Regions from separate parts of the Mus musculus genome. Here regions 1 and 3 are each linked to region 2. Evidence: chromatin loops called from intact Hi-C (ENCODE). Cell type or tissue: heart. All regions are shown on one strand.

The links. Peaks named below come from ENCODE experiments on the same cell type or tissue, not always from the same donor. Only the 100,000 strongest peaks of a DNase experiment are listed, where the experiment ranks them.
Region 1: a loop joins it to region 2, with 2.7 times the contacts of the local background. A loop is called at or near these places in 2 of 42 quality-filtered maps.
Region 3: a loop joins it to region 2, with 8 times the contacts of the local background. A loop is called at or near these places in 27 of 42 quality-filtered maps.

Annotation. Positions count from the first base shown.
Region 1 is chr8:124,526,221-124,528,720 of GRCm38, forward strand. It overlaps Cog2 (component of oligomeric golgi complex 2), which reads left to right. Exons shown (of 18, transcript NM_029746.3): 3 at 880-945. Among named protein-coding and RNA genes, the nearest start is that of Cog2, 6.7 kb to the left of the region's middle. In heart, no CTCF peak of the experiment used is centred here; no DNase peak of the experiment used is centred here.
Region 2 is chr8:124,676,745-124,679,244 of GRCm38, forward strand. Ttc13 (tetratricopeptide repeat domain 13) reads right to left here. Exons shown (of 23, transcript NM_001373939.1): 17 at 2,258-2,342. Among named protein-coding and RNA genes, the nearest start is that of Gm46058, 11 kb to the right of the region's middle. In heart, a CTCF peak has its summit at 985 (motif pointing left); a DNase peak (open chromatin) is centred at 977; H3K27ac peaks cover 682 bases.
Region 3 is chr8:124,616,094-124,618,593 of GRCm38, forward strand. It overlaps Capn9 (calpain 9), which reads left to right. Exons shown (of 20, transcript NM_023709.4): 18 at 60-176; 19 at 1,340-1,398; 20 at 2,389-2,500. The coding sequence ends at 2,415. Among named protein-coding and RNA genes, the nearest start is that of Capn9, 41 kb to the left of the region's middle. In heart, a CTCF peak has its summit at 1,245 (motif pointing right); a DNase peak (open chromatin) is centred at 1,388; H3K4me3 peaks cover 948 bases; H3K27ac peaks cover 514 bases; H3K27me3 peaks cover 1,002 bases.

The DNA of each region.
Region 1 (2,500 bases), 150 kb before region 2:
TGTGTAGCCTAGGCTGGTCACAGACTGCCACAAAGTTGCCTCTTACCCCTGTCTCTGGAGTGCTGGGTTATAGGTGTGCATTCCCATGCTCGGTGTGCCTTGATTATTCTCGAGTTGGTGTTGGGTGCTAGCTGTGAGCGCGGTAAAGGGAGGGGCAGCGAGAGGCCATCTTTGTTGGGTGCTGACAGGTTTGCAGGAAGTCCCATGGGTTAGGCTACTGTGCCAGAGCACGTGACAGCCACTCTTGGGGAACCTACTCTCTGGCGTGACACACGAGCACGTGCCAGCAGGGAGTGGCAGCAGTGATCCGCAGGAGGCTGGCCTTCATGAATGGGGAGGATGTGCCAGGGCCTAGTCAGAGCAGCGTGGAATGCTTGATTTTAATACTCTCAAAGAGTTCTTTTATTTTTTTTTTGTCTTATTCATATCTTATTTTGCTTTTAAGTGTTTGTCCTAAGAAATATAGAAAGCACAGACTCTGGGAATCTTAAGAAACAGGAAAATGAACGAACTGTGTTTGCTTTGTGAATGTACTGTAGTTATTAAGGCGACTTAGGAACTCGAAGATTATTTCCCTGTGTATAATTTGGATTTTCCCCAAGAGTTATTGGATTAAGTGAGATGCTGTTTATTAGACTGTGGCACCAGCATGCTCAGGTGACGGTCACTACACTTGCTGTGGCGGCCAGGACTTAGCACTTGTCCTCAGCTCACCCCAAATCCTCCAAAGATACTCATCTGTAAGGAGGCCTGTGTGTGACTTCCTTCTTCTCATGGTCTTCATGGGTAGCCACACTCTGCCAGCAGTGGCCTCGGGCACTTAGACTGTTACACTGGGTTAGGACTGAGGACTTAGAGCTGTCATGATTTTGCCTCCAGGTTGGCATGGACAGAGCCCTCAACCAACTTTCTGTGCCTTTGGGACAGTTACGAGAAGAGGTTCTGGTAAGTTCCCCAGCTGTTACTAAGTGGTCTCTTATAAAGCATGATGCTCCTGTCTGCTTAGGGATCCGGGGTTCTAGTCTGTCTGTTGGTTTTAGTGGTCAGTAGTTATAGTTTTCATCTCAGACATTGCAGATAACTGATTCTCTGTTTAGCATGTGATACTGCCGTCGGCAACATGACTGAGGGCAGAGTCTTCAAGTCCATGGCTTTAAAGTGGCTGGAGGAGGAAAGGCTGAAGCCTCAGCCTATTAGTGACCAGCCACCTGGCTGGGACTGGCTTATATCCTAAGTATTTGTTATTTTATAAGTATTTTCCCAGGTGATAAATGGTGTGTGGTTAGAGTCCTAGCCCACAAAGTTCTTTAAACCCCAAACAACTGAAGGAAAACACCAATTTAACAGAATAACCTACGCACAAGAATTTAAATGTTTCTCTGATGTACTGTGCGGGGGCACAAGAAAACCACCAAGGGGTGGACTTCTAGGTGAGCGTTACAGTGTAGGTTGGTGTCACCCCGTCCTTTACAGGTTCATCCCACAGTCTCAGGTCCCCTGACTGCCAGGCCCTTTGGTACTGTGAGGTTTTCACATGCTTGGTGTCCTGTTCCAAGGAGACCTGTGTATGTCGTGAAAAGCTTTAGACCATGTCTGAACATGTGATGTGCGTCCGGTGTTGGGGAAATAGTGCCCATGTCAGGCGTCGCCAAGCAGGGAGAAAGGAAGGAGGCCTGCAGGGCCACCTGAGCTTGGCTTTGAGCTCACGAGGAGCTCTGGCTGCTGAGGTACTGCGTGGCTTTTCTGAAGCTCTTCTAAGTTACTCTCCACAGAGTCAAAGTGAGCGACACTGTGGTCCACTGCTGGGTTCCACATCCCTGTGACTCCCTGGAGCTTCCATGGCCCCATCTCTGCTTTCTGTGGACTCTGCCAGCAGCCAGCTCTCATGCCGGCTGGTTCTCTGTTCTTCCTTCCCTCGGCCATTCCCTTTGTCCCACTGTCCACCTTGCCATAGCATCCTAGACACATCAGCCAGACTCTGCTGGTTTGATCCTCAGCCCTGAAGCTGGCCTTTGAGATCCTGAGATGGGGAATTGTTTGCCTGGTTAGTAGCCAGTATTACAGTACTTTGTAACATTTAGAGAATTTACTTTTCTATAGAATGTTTGTGATTTCCCCACGTACCCTAGTTTTCATCGCCTTCATTCATGACTATCTCTCAGTTGGCCTAACTTAGTAGCTCCTGGATACGCTGGCGTTTCTGGTCTTCTGGCCTCTTGTTCTGAGCTTCCCCATTCTTACTGTGCTTTTCCCCTATTGCTCGAGTAGATTCTAGTCTGCAGAAGCCAACACCCGCCCCCTGCCCCCCAAGTTTTCCTTCTCTTCAAAGGGAAGCCTGCAGATGTCAGACTGTGCCTCTCCCACCAGGAGTGGGCTGTGCCCATTCTCTGACCTACTAAGAATCTCCCCCGTGTGTGTGTGCAGATTTGCAAGGTCTCCCCCATATCTCACCCTCTTTAATCCCAGATGCTCCCGAACACAGGCTTTGATTGTCCTTCCT
Region 2 (2,500 bases):
CACAAACCTACAGAGCAGCAGGGGCCCCAGCAGAAAGCTGCAGGTGCCCTACAGCCAAGATCTAGCTCAGTGCAGCAGCTGCTCTGGGGTTGGTTCTCCTCCCAGCGCAGCAGGCAGCAGCCTTGCCAGCCAGGAGCAGCAATGCCAGCTCCTGCAACCTGAAAAAGCATGTGTCCCTGAAAAAGCACTGTGCCCTGCAAGTGCTCCCCAGAGCCGCAGGCCCGAGGGGTGCTCAGTGGTTCCTCTCCAGGTGTGTTTTAGGTTCACAGACTCTAACCTCGCAGACCACAGGTTGTGAGGGGACCTCCTCAAAGCCGGCCAGGGTGTCTCCTAGGAACACAGCTTCAGATGCCAGCTCTGAGTTAAAACCTGCGATGCTCTGCCTTTATTCTAGAATAGTGCCCTCCGACTCTGGCTGGGATGGATGGAGCTGGAATAGGGCAGGCAGTGACAGACAAAGGACTCTGGGCTCTGGCGGGAGGGCTTCTCCTGCAGCAGGCCACAGGAGCGATGGCTGGAGGCCCACGGCAGGGTGCAGCTGGGCAGGACTGACTACCAGGGCTTTCAGCTGAATTGAGGGAGAAGCGCCTTTCTTCAGGGACTGGCTCTCAGAAAACAAGTGCAGGTGCTTTCCCGTATGCCCACTGAATCCTTGCCACAAACAGACCAGGTATGAATGCACAGTCCCAGGAAAAGGAACAAACCTGGCCATACTGCTGGGCCAGGAAGTGGCAGAGTGGAGGGCTGAGGGAGGGCCTCTGACTCTGGTCCATGCTCCTGGCTAACGATCTATCTGCTGGGGCCTGAGTGCTTTTCTAAGTCTCCAGTGGCACGCCATGTTTTTCAGAGGAAGAAGAAAGCTACAAGTTTCCCATATGCACATCCATAATCCGGCTGAAGCCAGTCTGAAGCTGGAAACGCTCCCATCCAAAGGACAAGCTCCTACAGACGACACAGCAGGGCAGTGCTGCCACCCTCTGGCTAGGTGTTGTGAATGCACCTTGGCACGCTGCTTTCCTTTCCACGATCTGTGTAAGCAGATTTCGTCTCCCACCTGAAGTCTTACTAGATTTTAGTGACTGAAATCCACAGAGGCTGACCCAGCGCAGTGCCGGTCTCCTGTCCGCAGTGTGTCCTGCCGCCTGTCATGGAGGAGCTGCCGGGATACTGAAGGTCAGCACCACACAAGTGATGTTAAAAGCCACCTGAGAGTCTTCTTCCAACAAATCTGCCATTACCGTGTCATGCAAGACTTATGGGTATTTTTGTCTCCTTCTGTGATCTTTCCTTTAGTTCTGACTTTCTATGTCAAAGCCGCACCTCAGTTCCATTCTCAGAGCGCATTTCAGATGGAAACGGACGTCACGACTTATGCTGTTGCTGCTGCAGTGCTGGGAATCAGACACGGGCCTACTAGGTACCAGGAGAGGGTACTCCCGTGACTCCCAGTGAGGCACCTCTGGGAGCAAATGGAGATGAAGGTGCTCAGAGCAACTTCCCACCATCAAGGCCACAGCTCTGTCTCAGCTCACAGTTAACTCTGAGCAACCCCTGCTACGGCACAGACTTCCACTGCAGATGTGGCCACACAACAAGGGCTCCCCCGCCCCTGCCTCAGGTACCTCCTCTTCTGCAGCTGCTGGCCTCCACACGCCTATCCTACGGGACAACAAACAACGCCCACAGGAATCTGGGGGAGACGGGGTTCTCCAACTCTCCTTTTAGGAATCCATCTAACTACAGCTGCGTGGCTTTTGGGCCGCTGGGGAGTACTGGACTGTGGCCACAGGTCCAGCGTGAGTATATTTATTTTCAAGTCCTTTGTTTCCTGAATTGACTGCGTCTCGAAAGTCGGTTCTGGTTGAGTCTGGTTCCAGCGCTGTACTTGATCTGGGTTACTGCTTACAGTGTGTTAATGTGGGGTCTCAGATGCTATACTTTGTAAGTTCTGAGACAGCGCAACAGTCACATATGTGCTTTGGTTTTCTTTTATACAATTCCTCCTGAGATATATTTTCAATTTAAGTGTATGTGTGTTTTGTCTGCATGTATGTCTGTGCACCCTACATGCCCGGTGCCTGCAGAGGTCAGAAGTCAGATGCCCTGGCACTGGACTTACAGACAGTTTTGAGACACCACAGGAGGTCACCACGTGAGTGTTGGGAATCGAGCCCGGGTCCTTGGGATGATAAAGGCAGGGCTCTTCAGTACCAAGTCACTGCTCCAGCCCCACCTGAGATGCTAATAGCAAACTTACCTTCATAATTGGAAGGAGGTCTTCCACTTTGTGTACCTTTTCCAGAGCTTCTCTGACTTCCAATAAGCCCTTTGGATTATTTGCTCTTGAAGAGAGGGGGAAGGGCAGAGGGAGGTTAATGCAGAATACGATACGCAGATCCATTCACGTCTTAAATAACTGCTCCTAAGGACAAGCAGCTCAATGCTGCAGGCCCATATATCCCAGGGCATCTCACTGACAGGGTCATCCACCCAAATCAAT
Region 3 (2,500 bases), 61 kb before region 2:
GATGTCTGCTCACCATGGGGTCATCCAAGGCAAGTCCTGAGTCTCCTGTGTCTCCTCAGGCTTTCAGCTGGGTGGCCATCTCCTGCAGCTGATTGTCCTCAGGTATGCAGATGAGGACCTCCAGCTGGATTTCGATGACTACCTCAACTGCCTGGTGCGGCTGGAGAATGCAAGCCGTGAGTACGCATGGGACCCCTGAGTGTACAGGCGAGCTGAGAGTGTGCAGGGGAGCCCTGAGTGTGCATGTGAGTCCTGAGTGTACAAGGGAGCCCTGAGTGTACAGGGAGCCAAGAGAGTCCTTGGACCCTTGGGAGCACAGAGTGCCCAGCTCAGGGTCTCCAGTCACCATCTATGAATACATAAGAAACAACCTGGGGGGAAAAAGGCAGATCTAGGACATGGAGGGCCACCGTGGATGTCTGTGCAGACACTATGCCCTGTGGTCAGCTGAGAGACAGAATAAGGTCCTGTGGTTACACACCTACAGGCTGTGAAGGGCTGTGAGTGGACAGGTTTCACACCTCCTACTGAGGAAAAGTCAAGTCCCCTCACAAAACCCAAAATGAGAAGTCTCTGCCCCTCGCTTGTTCTCCCCTGAAAGCCCCAGACACAGACCCAGTCGTTTAAGCAGGGTCTGCTGTACAGGAAAGATGGAAGGCTTGTGTGCAGGTGCTCTACACAGGAGATTCATGGACACACTCTCTCCCAAAATAGCCCCCAAGGGTGGCCAAATGCATCCAGGGCAGCTCAGCCATCCATTGTCCCTTCAGCTGCAAACGAACATGTCCCAGTATCTTGTGGTTTTATAATGCACATGCATTTTACACACCTGCACAGCCATGGGATGCCCAGTACACACCTAGAAATTTTACACACCTGCACAGCCATGGAATGCCCAGTTCATAGTGAAGTGTCCCCAGTGGGATGACAGGATGTTGTCACTATTGCTTGGGGCACTTAGCATCCAAGCAGGTCCATGCTACATTCATATTCTCTCTTTCTCTCTCTCTCTCTCTCTCTCTCTCTCTCTCTCTCTCGCTCTCGCTCTCGCTCTCGCTCTCGCTCTCGCTCTCGCTCTGGGAAAGCCCCTCCTCCACCTTGCTAATCAAGGTTTGGCTGTATCTCTTCTGGAGGTAGGAATCTGAGGTTCAAATTAGACAGTCCCTTCTCAGATCACCCTGGCTAGGAATTGAATCCTTTCGATCGTCTCCACCCCACCATGCAGGGAATCTGATCTCCACTAGAGGGAGCAGCTACCCACAGATTTCCCAGTGGTCCAGGAGCCCTTAAACCTGCCCAGGGGTCTGGCTCTACTGTGACGCTGCCTCCCTCCCAACAGGGGTGTTCCAATCTCTCAGTGTGAAGAACAAGGACTTCATCCATCTCAACATAAACGAGGTATGGCCAAGCAGACCCCGGCCAGGGCGCAGCAGAGTATGAACACGCTAAGTGGATCCCCCAGGCAGGACGAGCGAGCACTCGCCGTGGGCAATTACTCAGTGCAGAGGCCGGTGTTTGTCCTTTTGGCAGTCAGCATAATTAGCGCTATAATCCTGTGAGCTGTGGGTGTCTTCATTGCCCTAGTGTCTGCTCATGTGAGCCCCAAGAAAGAGGGTGTGGAGTAAACAACGTTCCACATAAACACGAGCAAGCCTGGTGAGAGGAAGGGAGAAATGAGAAGCTTCCAGCTGCTTCCGCAGCCTGGCAGCTCGCTTGCTCACAAGGAGCCTGAGCTACCACCCTGCCTCCCTTCCCTTCAGCTCCACTATGGTAGAGGGCCATCTTTCTCTGGAAAGGTGGGTCACCAAACTCACACTACCCTGCCCAAGATGTCTCTGTGAGGCTTCCCCTTCAACAGGAACAAAACACATCTTATCCCTTTGTCCTATCCGCCCTCTACTGAAAGTGCACTTAGCCTTTTTCAAGGTTTATCTGACTGGGGAGATGGGCACAAGCAGAAGGGCCCACGTTTGAACCCTACGACCCGTGTAAAAAGCCAAGTCTGGCGGCATGTATCTGCAATTCCAGCGCTGTGTGGGGGCTGAGGCAGGTGGATCTCTGAAGCTCACTGGCCAGCCAGTGTGGTCATGGACAATTAGTACCTACAGGTTCAGTGAGAGACTTTTTCTCGAAATAGAAGATGGGGAGAGAAATGCCTGGTCTGCACCCACATACACGTATGCATGCATACATAAAATAATTATACATGCGACACACCCAGCAATCTGTTTTAATTTAAATTTTAAATAAATGGTTTCATGTTGAGTCAGAAGGCCAAATTTGTGCAAGATGACCGACCAGCAAGAGTTCTTGCGACATAATACAAACAGAAGCCACTCCTCAGTTGCTAGGCTGGATTTCTAAAGCCTCATCTCTCTTTACTTCCAGTTCATCAGCCTGACCATGAACATCTGAGGTTGCTCTGACCCGATGCCGTCTGCCCCTCTGATACTCAGCTTCTGGATCATGAACCTCGAAACTTTTTTTTAGAGGGCTGCCC